Regions from separate parts of the Homo sapiens genome. Here regions 1 and 3 are each linked to region 2. The links are chromatin contacts, found by Hi-C or POLR2A ChIA-PET in ENCODE. All regions are on one chromosome and are shown on one strand. Each heading gives the region's core, a stretch centred on a gene start or an enhancer-like site at or near the end of the contact. The rest is flanking DNA. Distances are from core to core; before and after follow the strand shown. Region 1 holds the start of SUNO1 (S-phase upregulated non-coding 1). Region 2 has its middle 37 kb from the start of LSM14A. Region 3 overlaps GARRE1 (granule associated Rac and RHOG effector 1).

What was found. Hi-C counts contacts between places; a loop is a spot of excess contacts on that map. ChIA-PET counts read pairs that join two places held with the same protein, here RNA polymerase II (POLR2A). Pooled maps may share reads with other maps.
Region 1: POLR2A ChIA-PET joins it to region 2 with 12 read pairs in WTC11. The contact joins the promoter of SUNO1 here to the enhancer-like site in region 2. POLR2A ChIA-PET finds 5 or more read pairs at or near these places in 4 of 52 experiments (H1, HEK293 and WTC11).
Region 3: a pooled map shows a loop between it and region 2 (3-fold over the local background). The contact joins two enhancer-like sites. A Hi-C loop is called at or near these places in 3 of 50 pooled maps. POLR2A ChIA-PET finds 5 or more read pairs at or near these places in 3 of 52 experiments (activated T-cell, activated naive CD8-positive, alpha-beta T cell and naive thymus-derived CD8-positive, alpha-beta T cell).

What each region holds. Positions count from the first base shown.
Region 1 is chr19:33,903,416-33,906,323 of GRCh38, forward strand. SUNO1 (S-phase upregulated non-coding 1) reads left to right here and starts at 1,484. Exons shown (of 2, transcript NR_186328.1): 1 at 1,484-1,612; 2 at 1,707-2,908.
Region 2 is chr19:34,133,584-34,136,568 of GRCh38, forward strand. No RefSeq gene overlaps it. Among named protein-coding and RNA genes, the nearest start is that of LSM14A, 37 kb to the right of the region's middle. RefSeq lists a silencer at 776-1,185 and an enhancer at 1,169-1,704. Within about 2 kb of position 1,253, at least 38 of the 41 ENCODE cell types and tissues checked have a DNase peak (open chromatin) inside an H3K27ac peak, as active enhancers do.
Region 3 is chr19:34,308,992-34,311,781 of GRCh38, forward strand. All of the region lies in intron 2 of GARRE1 (granule associated Rac and RHOG effector 1), which reads left to right. Among named protein-coding and RNA genes, the nearest start is that of GPI, 55 kb to the right of the region's middle. RefSeq lists an enhancer at 1,499-1,998. Within about 2 kb of position 1,365, at least 12 of the 41 ENCODE cell types and tissues checked have a DNase peak (open chromatin) inside an H3K27ac peak, as active enhancers do.

The sequences.
Region 1 (2,908 bases), core at 234-2,733, 230 kb before region 2:
AGTCTTGGCTCACTGCAACCTCCCAGGTTCAAGCAATTCTCCGGCCTCAGCCTCCCAGGTAGCTGGGATTACAGGCGACCACCACTAGGCCTGGCTAATTTTTGTATTTTTAATAGAGACGGGGTTTCACCACGTTGGCCAAGCTTGTCTTGAACTCCTGAATGCAGGCGACACCTCCTCCCCCGGCCCTCAGCTTCCCAAAGTGCTGGGATTATAGGCTTGAGCCACCTCGCCCAGCCCACCCCACCCTAATCTTATTATGTAAATGGGGTCTTTGCTTGGCCGGGGTTATGTTGCCTGCTCCTTGGTGTACACATGTCTGGCAAAGAGAAGGGAAGATTGAGCCGCCTTTTTGAACATGCCTAGTCCCAGGTAGCCTTTTCCTATTGGCACAGCTGCTGGCATTCACCCGTGCAAGCTTCTAGCTTGCTTGTCTATGTCTGCAGCTCGATTTTACAGGCTGCTCTTTGTTAGAAAAGAAAATGATTTGGGGGCTGCTTTCCATTAAAAGGAAAACCTTACCAAGGACTTCCTTACCCTCACTATCTGCCTAAATCATTTCTTCTTAACTCCCCTATCAGTGGGACAGAGCGGGCCAGCAGGAGATTTCATTGTGCTATTCAGAATGGCACGAAATTTAAAACTTACAAATTTTTTTTCTGTAATTTTCCATTTACTATTTTTAGACTGCGGTTGACTTGGGTAACTGAAATCAAAGCAAGACGGTGGGTAGGGGGGACCACTGTGGTTGATCTCAGTGGTCTAGACACCTTTTGGGACCCCTCAGAGCTCCATATATCAAACCTGAATCTGATCATTCATGGGGGTTCAGTGGGGCCCCAAGAGATGTCTAGACCACCTCATAGTTGATGCTGAGTTTTTTTATTTCAAGGCATATAATGTGGGGAAATGGAGTGATCTCTTTTTCTGATGTCAGCAGCCACTGCTAATCGTGCCTACATCCATTCATTCATCAGGGATGCAAAATAGTGATATTCTGTCTATTGATTCTTCCTCACTTAATAGCTGGAAATACTTTAGGAGAAATACCCATCTCAGATACCGTGTGGCCACCAAAGCCCAATTTTAACACAATTGTAACCAAGACAATGCTTTCTCTCCTTACAGTCCTCTGCAGGAGGTTGAGCGACTTTAAGCAAACCTTTTTTTTTTTTTTTTTGAGATAGAGTTTTGCTGCTGTAGCCCAGGCTGGAGTGCAATGGTGTGATGTCGGCTCACTACAACATCTGCCTCCAGCGTTCAAGCGATTCTCCTGCCTCAGCCTCCTATGTAGCTGGGATTACAGGCACGTGCCACTAAGCCCAGCTAATTTTTTGTATTTTTAGTAGAGACAGGGTTTCACCATGTTGGCCATGCTGGTCTTGAACACCTGACCTCAGGTCATCCGCCCACCTCGGCCTCCCAGAGTGCTGGGGTTACAGGCATGAGTCACTATTTATTTTCTAGCCAAGAACTGACTGGCAGAGGTGGGCCCGACAGCTGTGGGAAACACATTCTTGCCTGGTTCTCTCCCGGCCAGTCAGCTGAAGCAGAGGCCCTGCCTACCCAGAGATTTTCTCAAAGCAGCACGGCTCCAGGGCCTGCTCTAAAGGTCTGGCCTTTCTCTTTGAAAATGTTTTCTCCTGTAATTAAGGGATTTTCTAACTTGAGCAATAGATTAAAATTCATCAAAATTATATTTTCAGAAAGCCATAAACCTGAAGCTACTAAGGTCTGGCTCCAGGAAATCCTGAATCCAGGAAGGATGCTCAGCGGGACAGAATTGAAGACAATAGTTCATCATCTTTCCTTCCCAGGATCGAGAATATCCCAAGGAAATGCCAAGTAAAAAAGTAAAATCAGCGATTGATTTTGCGTTTGGAGAACTGACCACGTTTCTTGATCAAATGCCGATTGCAAGTCTGAGTCAAGGTTGAGCATATAAAGGAATCCTCCCGGGTACCTCCCCTTGGGGTCTTCACATGATGTGATTTTGAAAAACCAGACTCGGGCGATCAGAGACCTCACTGCGGAGGAAATGAAGGATGCCTCGCTTCCAATACCTGGCTCCCATGAACACTCCCTCGGGTCCCTGCTAGCGCCAGCCTGAGACAGAGAGCGCTTCCTGTCCTGCTGACTGCAGAAGTTAAACGGAATCTCCACTCCCGGATTGAGGAAAGAAAGGCGTCTTCCTGTTGATTTTCGCGAGGCTGCTGACCTTCGCGGCGCCCCGACTGGGCCCACCCCGCGGAGCTGTCGGGGCAGCAGGCGCCCAGGACTTCCTGAATCCCCGGCCCCTCTGGCCTAACCTAGATCTCCCAGGACTCAGGCCTGGGAAAATCACGGCGTCTGCCAGGCCCTCCTCGCAGGCTTTGCAGTTTGCTAACTCGCGGTGCGGCCTTGGGACAGTGCCTCAGTTTCCCCAAGTGTAGTGAAGTAGGGCTGGACCGTGATTCTCAGAATCACCCAAGAAGCTTTTCCAGCATCGCCTGCCAGGGTGTCCCTGGGGACCCACCGGATCGGAGAGGGGGTCGGGGGCGAAAAGCGCCAGGAGGCTGGCAGCCCGGGCTGGAACCCGGGACTCGGGCTCGCCCGCCTCGGCAGCTACTCCACGGTCTGCCTGGCCCCGGAGCTCGCCTTCGGCCTGGGCGGGGTCTTGCGCGTCTCCGGGCCGGTTCCGGGAGGCCGGGCGGGGCGGGGCGGGCCGGGCTGGGTTGTCCCACCGGAAAGACTCGTTTCAGCTGGAGCAGGCGGCGGCCGGGCGGAAACAGACTTGTCGCCCCCGCCTCGGGCACTCCCCGCTCCCCCACCCCACCACCCTCCCCCCCCGCCCTGCGCGGCCCGCCAGGGTCCGGGAATCGCTGGCCTGCAGCTGGGGCAGCCCCGGGTCACCCCCGCCCACGCCTTC
Region 2 (2,985 bases), core at 3-2,502:
CCTAGGAAAACCAGAGACCTTTGTTCACTTGTTTATCTGCTGACCTTCCCTCCACTATTGTCCTATGACCCTGCCAAATCCCCCTCTGCGAGAAACACCCAAGAATGATCAATAAAAATAAATAAATAAAAAATAAATAAATAAATAAAAAAGAATATATTTTATTGGCTGGGCACGGTGGCTCGCACCTGTAATCTCAGCACTTTGGGAGGCTGAAGCGGGCGGATCACCTGAGGTCAGGAGTTCGAGACCAGCCTGGCCAACATGATGAAACCCCATCTCTGCTAAAAATACAAAATTATCTGGGAGTGGTGGCGTGCGCCTGTAATCCCAGCTACTTGGGAGGCTGAGGCAGGAGAATCGCTTGAACACGGGAGGCGGAGGTTGAGCCGAGATCGCGCCACTGCACTCCAGCCTAGGCAACAAGAGTGAAACTCTGTCTAAAAATATATTTTTTTAAATTTGTTTTGTATCAAGAAAAAAATACGAAAACATAACTTTATTGTAGCAATCTAATGCAGGTGTCTTTTAAAACTATCTTTTATTTCCAGATGGGACTTGGGAATTTCTTTGTTTTATTTTTTAAATACATTATCTTTCACAAACTCGGGGAGGAACAACTGTTTTTTAACCAAAAACTCCTCACCCAGGAACAAGCAAACTGCCTGAGAGCTGCATCTATTTTGCAATAGTGCCCCTGAAGCGCGCACGACGCCGCAGGGTAGGCGTCCCGCTCCTGACTGGACTCGTGGCACGGTCCTAAATTTGCAGAGGGACCCAGGGAGGATCAACCCACTCGACACTGGCAATGTCCCCACCTTCCCTAGCTGCAAACTGAAACCAGCAGCCGAGCCTCCCGCTCTAGAGGCGCGGCGAGGGGCGTGGCCGCGGCTGGGGTGGGGCTAGGGGCCGGGTCGTGCCCCCCGAAACTGGGCCGTGCCCCCCGCCCACCTCACTGCGCCTGCGCCCGAGGGCGCGGGGCAGGCTGGGAAGTAGCGTTAAGGTGGTGGTTGGGTGCTTTGCGGGTCACTTGTTGCGCTGCCCGCACGTTTGTCGCGGCTCCTGGATGCCTCTTTGGCCGCCTCGCCTGTTCCGGCTCTCTTATCTGCCCAGTCTTCCCGGCCCCTGCCCCGGACCCTCCTGCGCGCCCCTCCGGCTGCCTGTGTGCGACCCCAGCAACCGGCCCGGGGTCTCGCCGGCGCCGTCAGGTCATCGTCCACCCGGCTTGTTCTCAGCTTACCGAGAACGCCCCAGCCCCTGCGCTCCTCCTGTCTTACTTGTGTTGAGTCATTTAATCCGCTTTGCAATTGAGACATTGAAACGGAGACGCTCAGGAACGTGCTTCAGGTCACAGATCCAAGATGAGTTAGGGCCTGGAATTGAGTCGGGCTGCCTGCCACCATTCCACCTTGCATGTCACACCTGGACGAATACCCTGTGCTTCACCTAAATTCGCCTAAATTTTCACTATTTCTTTTTATTTTCTTTTCTTTTTTTTTTTTTTTCTTGATACAAGGTCTTGGTAGCCCAGGCTGGAGTATATTGGCGTGACCAGAGCTAGCTCACTGGAGCTTTGAACTCCTGGGGCTCAAGTGATTCTCCCGCCTCAGACTCCCAAATAGCTGAGGCTACAGGCGCAGGCCACTACACCCGGCTAATTATGACATTTTTGTAGAGGGGGCGGTCTCACTATGTTGCACAGGCTGGTCTCCAACTCCTGGGCTCAAAAGATCTCCCACCTCGGCCTCCAAAAGTGCTGGGATTACCGGCGTGAGCCACCGCATCCGGCCTGTTCACTATTTCTTTTTTCTTGACTTTCTTCTTTTTTTTTTTTTTTCGGAGGCAGAGTCTCACTCTGTCGCCCAAGCTGTAATGCAGTGGCGCAATCTCGGCACACTGCAACCTCTGCCTCCCGGATTCGAGTGATCGCCTCAGCTGGGATTACAGGTGCCTGCCACCACGCCTGGCTAATTTTTGTACTTTTAATAGAAACAGAGTTTTGCCATAATGGCCAGACTGGGCTTGAACTCCCGACCTCAAGTGATTCACCCTCCTCGGCCTCCGTAAGTGCTGGGATTACAGGTGTGAGCCACTGCGCCTGGCCTGTACACTATTTCTTAATCCCTGCCAGGGCGGTGTTATCTTTGCAGCTGAGAGTTCTAAGTGACTTGACAAAGGACACTAGCGCAACTTTAATAGCAAAGCCTGGGCCATTTCCACCACCACATGTGTGGCCTGTGTTCTTTCCCACACCTTTTAAAATTTTAAACAGCCTTATTGAAGTGCTGGTGTAAAGCCTGTACATATTTAAAGCATACAGTTTGCCTTTTACATATGTGTGTATACATCCCTGAAACCACCACCACAATCAAGAGAATGAACATAAAAGTTTCCTTCTGCTCATTTATAATCCTTCCTCCCAGTCACAGCCTACCGTATCAGTCCCTCAGATAACAGTGAATCTGCTTTTGGTCACCGTGGATTAGTTTGCGTCCTGTAGAATTATATGTTAAGGAATCATATACTATCTGCTTTTTCTCAGGGTAGAGGACAGTTACTGAGGCCAAGGGGTCACTTCATGATGAGCATAGAGGCCAATACTATGGCATGAGATTTTGAGAAAAGGAAAGCTTTATTGCCAGTTGACCAGCAAGGAGACAGGAGGCCAGATCAAGTCTATCTCCCCATGCTGGCCTTAAGGCAGTACATTTATTAGGAAGGTTTAGGGGATGAGTTAGGGATCAACAGGTAGAAAGAAAGGGGAGGTCTGGAAAGTCCTTGGGCATGCACAGTTGTCTCTTGATGGGTTGCATGTGCAAATCCAGGATGCGAGAGTGAATATGGAACATGCTGCGGAAGTTCAGACTGTGATGTCAGCAGCCTCTTTCTGCACAGACTCCAGTTGGCCATGTTGGTTCCAACTGATTTCAGCCAGTTTCGTTCTCTTATAATTAAAGGGAGTTTCTGCAAAATGTTTCTTGTCTT
Region 3 (2,790 bases), core at 115-2,614, 180 kb after region 2:
GAGACAGGTCATCACGTCTCCTGATGTGCTGCAGCAAGAACCGCACAACACATCTAATATTAATAATATTCTACTTCTCCCTCTTTAAAAAAAAAAACAAACCCTGAAATAATCTAATCAAGCTTCTAAAATGAATCCAGTCTACAGGAAATGTGGGGTGTAGTGACGCAAGTTATGCAATACCACGAGAAGGCAACCAGACAAATTCACAATGTGGCATATCCTGTAATAAGTTGACCTGATTTGTTCAACAAGTCAGTAGCATTAAAAGAAATTACACAGAATGTACTGTTCTAGATTAAAAGAGTTAAGCAATATAACAACCAAATAAAATTACCTTTTTGGGGTTGAGGTTCAAACCAAATGTAAAACATAATTTTTAAAAGATAAGTTGGGAAGCTTGAACACATACTGAGTCTTGGTTGATTGGGATTTACTTCAAAAAAAGAAAAAAGATGGGGAAGGATAGATGGTAAAAGCATGGCAAAATGTTAATGGAATTGAAACTTTTAATTTTTTTGTAGAGACAGGATCTTGCTGTGTTGCCCAGGCTGTGAGCCCAGGTCTCAAACTCCTGGGCTCAAGTGATCCTCCCACCTCAGCCTCCCACAACACGGGGATTATAGGCTTGAACCACTGTGCCTGGCCATAGGATTGAAGTGTTTTGATGGGTACATGGGGGCTTGTTATGTTCTGCTTTTGTGTACGTTTGGACCTTTTCCAAGTTTGCAAAAAGTGAGAGAGAAATTCAGGAATGTATTAAAGACGTAATATATCAGAGTACCCAATAAATAACTCCATTTCATGGAGGGCTTTTCGCATGTGAAGTGGTCTTCTAACAGAAAGGGGAGCATTATTGAGTAGTTAGAAAACCCAAGGTGTAGGGATGAAGAGAAAAGCAGGTGTTCTTCAAAAAAAATGAAGAGAGTAAAAGTGAATCAAAGGAGAAAATGGGAACAGAGAAAAGACCGTCTCTGAAAGTGGGAGGCCAGCAGCAGGTGGGAGTCAAGGAAAGAATGAAATGTTGCTAATTTTGGGGACTAGTGATTGAATGGCAATGTTGCTGTCTTTTTAGAGAGTAGGATTTAAAATTTTGAGTTGCTGAAAAGGCTTGCGTGATGTGCTAGAAAAATTAGGTTTGGTGGGCAGATTAGAAGGAAACAAATAGGAGAGTTCATGGAATATAATTTCAGATAGAACTGGCTTTCCTGAATTAATTTTTTGGTTCTAGTCAGCTTAGGAGATCTCACAGGATTGGATAATGGCCTGTTCTGGCAGCCTCCCTCCTCTTTACAAACCAGGAACCTGAGCACCCATAAAACAGCATTTGCCTGAAGTCCTTCTGAGGCCAGCCCATGTATGGGTTATGTGTCCTATGTGTCTGCTGCCTCCCCACTGCCTCGGGCCAGTGCAGTCTAGTGCAGAGGGGCTTGTTGGCAGAGGCCATCCCCCTGTGAGAACAGGCTGTCTTGCCCCTCTGCTAATGGTGAAATGTCCAGAGCCAGGAAATCAGAAATAGCGTGATGTAGAGGCACCCCTGAGCACCCTTGCTCGCACTAGGGCCCCTCCTGAGTAGGCCCAGCCACCTGGCCTGCCTTCCTCTTCTCCCAGCTGAGCCACCCACCCTCCTCGATAAATACACATGAGCTAGCTGCAAGCATTGCACAGATGACAAGGACAATAAAAGCACTCCAGGACTGGTAGGCCAGATAAATAAATAGACTGGCACTAGGTGTGATGAGTGCTGTGATGCAGATGGAAAATAGCCTGAAGTCTGTTGATTCGGCAAAACTTTCAACTGCTCCTCTCCCCGCACCCAGCTCACTGTGCCAGGGCCAGCCCTCATACCAGAACCTCCTACCTAACTGAGAGCGCATCTGAGCAGGGGCAGGGCAGAGAGCCCAGTAGGCCCTGGGGAGAGTGAGGAGATACTGGTAGTTGCCTCTGAATATCCAATCTCTTTTTTCTTTTTTCCTTTCTTCTTTCTTTCTTTACCTTCTTTCTGCCCCCGCCCCCCCGCAAGACAGGGTTTCACTTTGTTGCCCAGGGTGGAGTGCAGTGGAACAATCACAGTTCACTGCAGCCTGAACTCCTGGGCTCAAGCAATCCTCCTGTCTCAGCTTCCCAACTATCTGGGTCTACAGGTGCATGCCACCACACCCAGCTAAACTGTATTTTTTTGTAGAGTTGGGGTTCCATTACATTGCCCAAGCTGCCATTTTTTCTTAGTAACAAACTCTCATTTTGTTTTCCATACTGTACCTGGAATAAGGACTACACCTCTTAGTTCCTTAAAGCTGGGAGTGGTCACTTGAATAAGATCTGGTTCATGACGGTGTAACTAGAAGTACTGCATGAGATTAGTGGGATATCTCCTTAAGGGGAAATTGGTGCTCCCTCCTCCTCCAATTTTCTACCGTCTCCAGTGCGTGCAGAATGACTGATGGCCATTTAACCATTTATAATCGTGAAGTCACCTAGAAATAGGAGCCTCGCATGAGTGTGCCGAGCAGAAAGCTAGGAAGTGGGCTCCTTGTGATGCCCTGGCGTCTCCATTCCAACCCTGGTCCATCTGCTCTGGATTTGTTTTACCTTAGAAAAAAATAAACATAATTTTTTTTTCTTTTCCCCCCTCTGAGATGTAGTTTCGCTCTTGTTGTCCAGGCTGGAGTACAGTGGTGCGATCTCGGCTCACTGCAACCTCTGCCTCCTGGGTTTAGGCGACTCTCCTGCCTCAGCCTCCCAAGTAGGTGGGATTACAGGCGTGTGCCACCACACCCAGCTAATTTT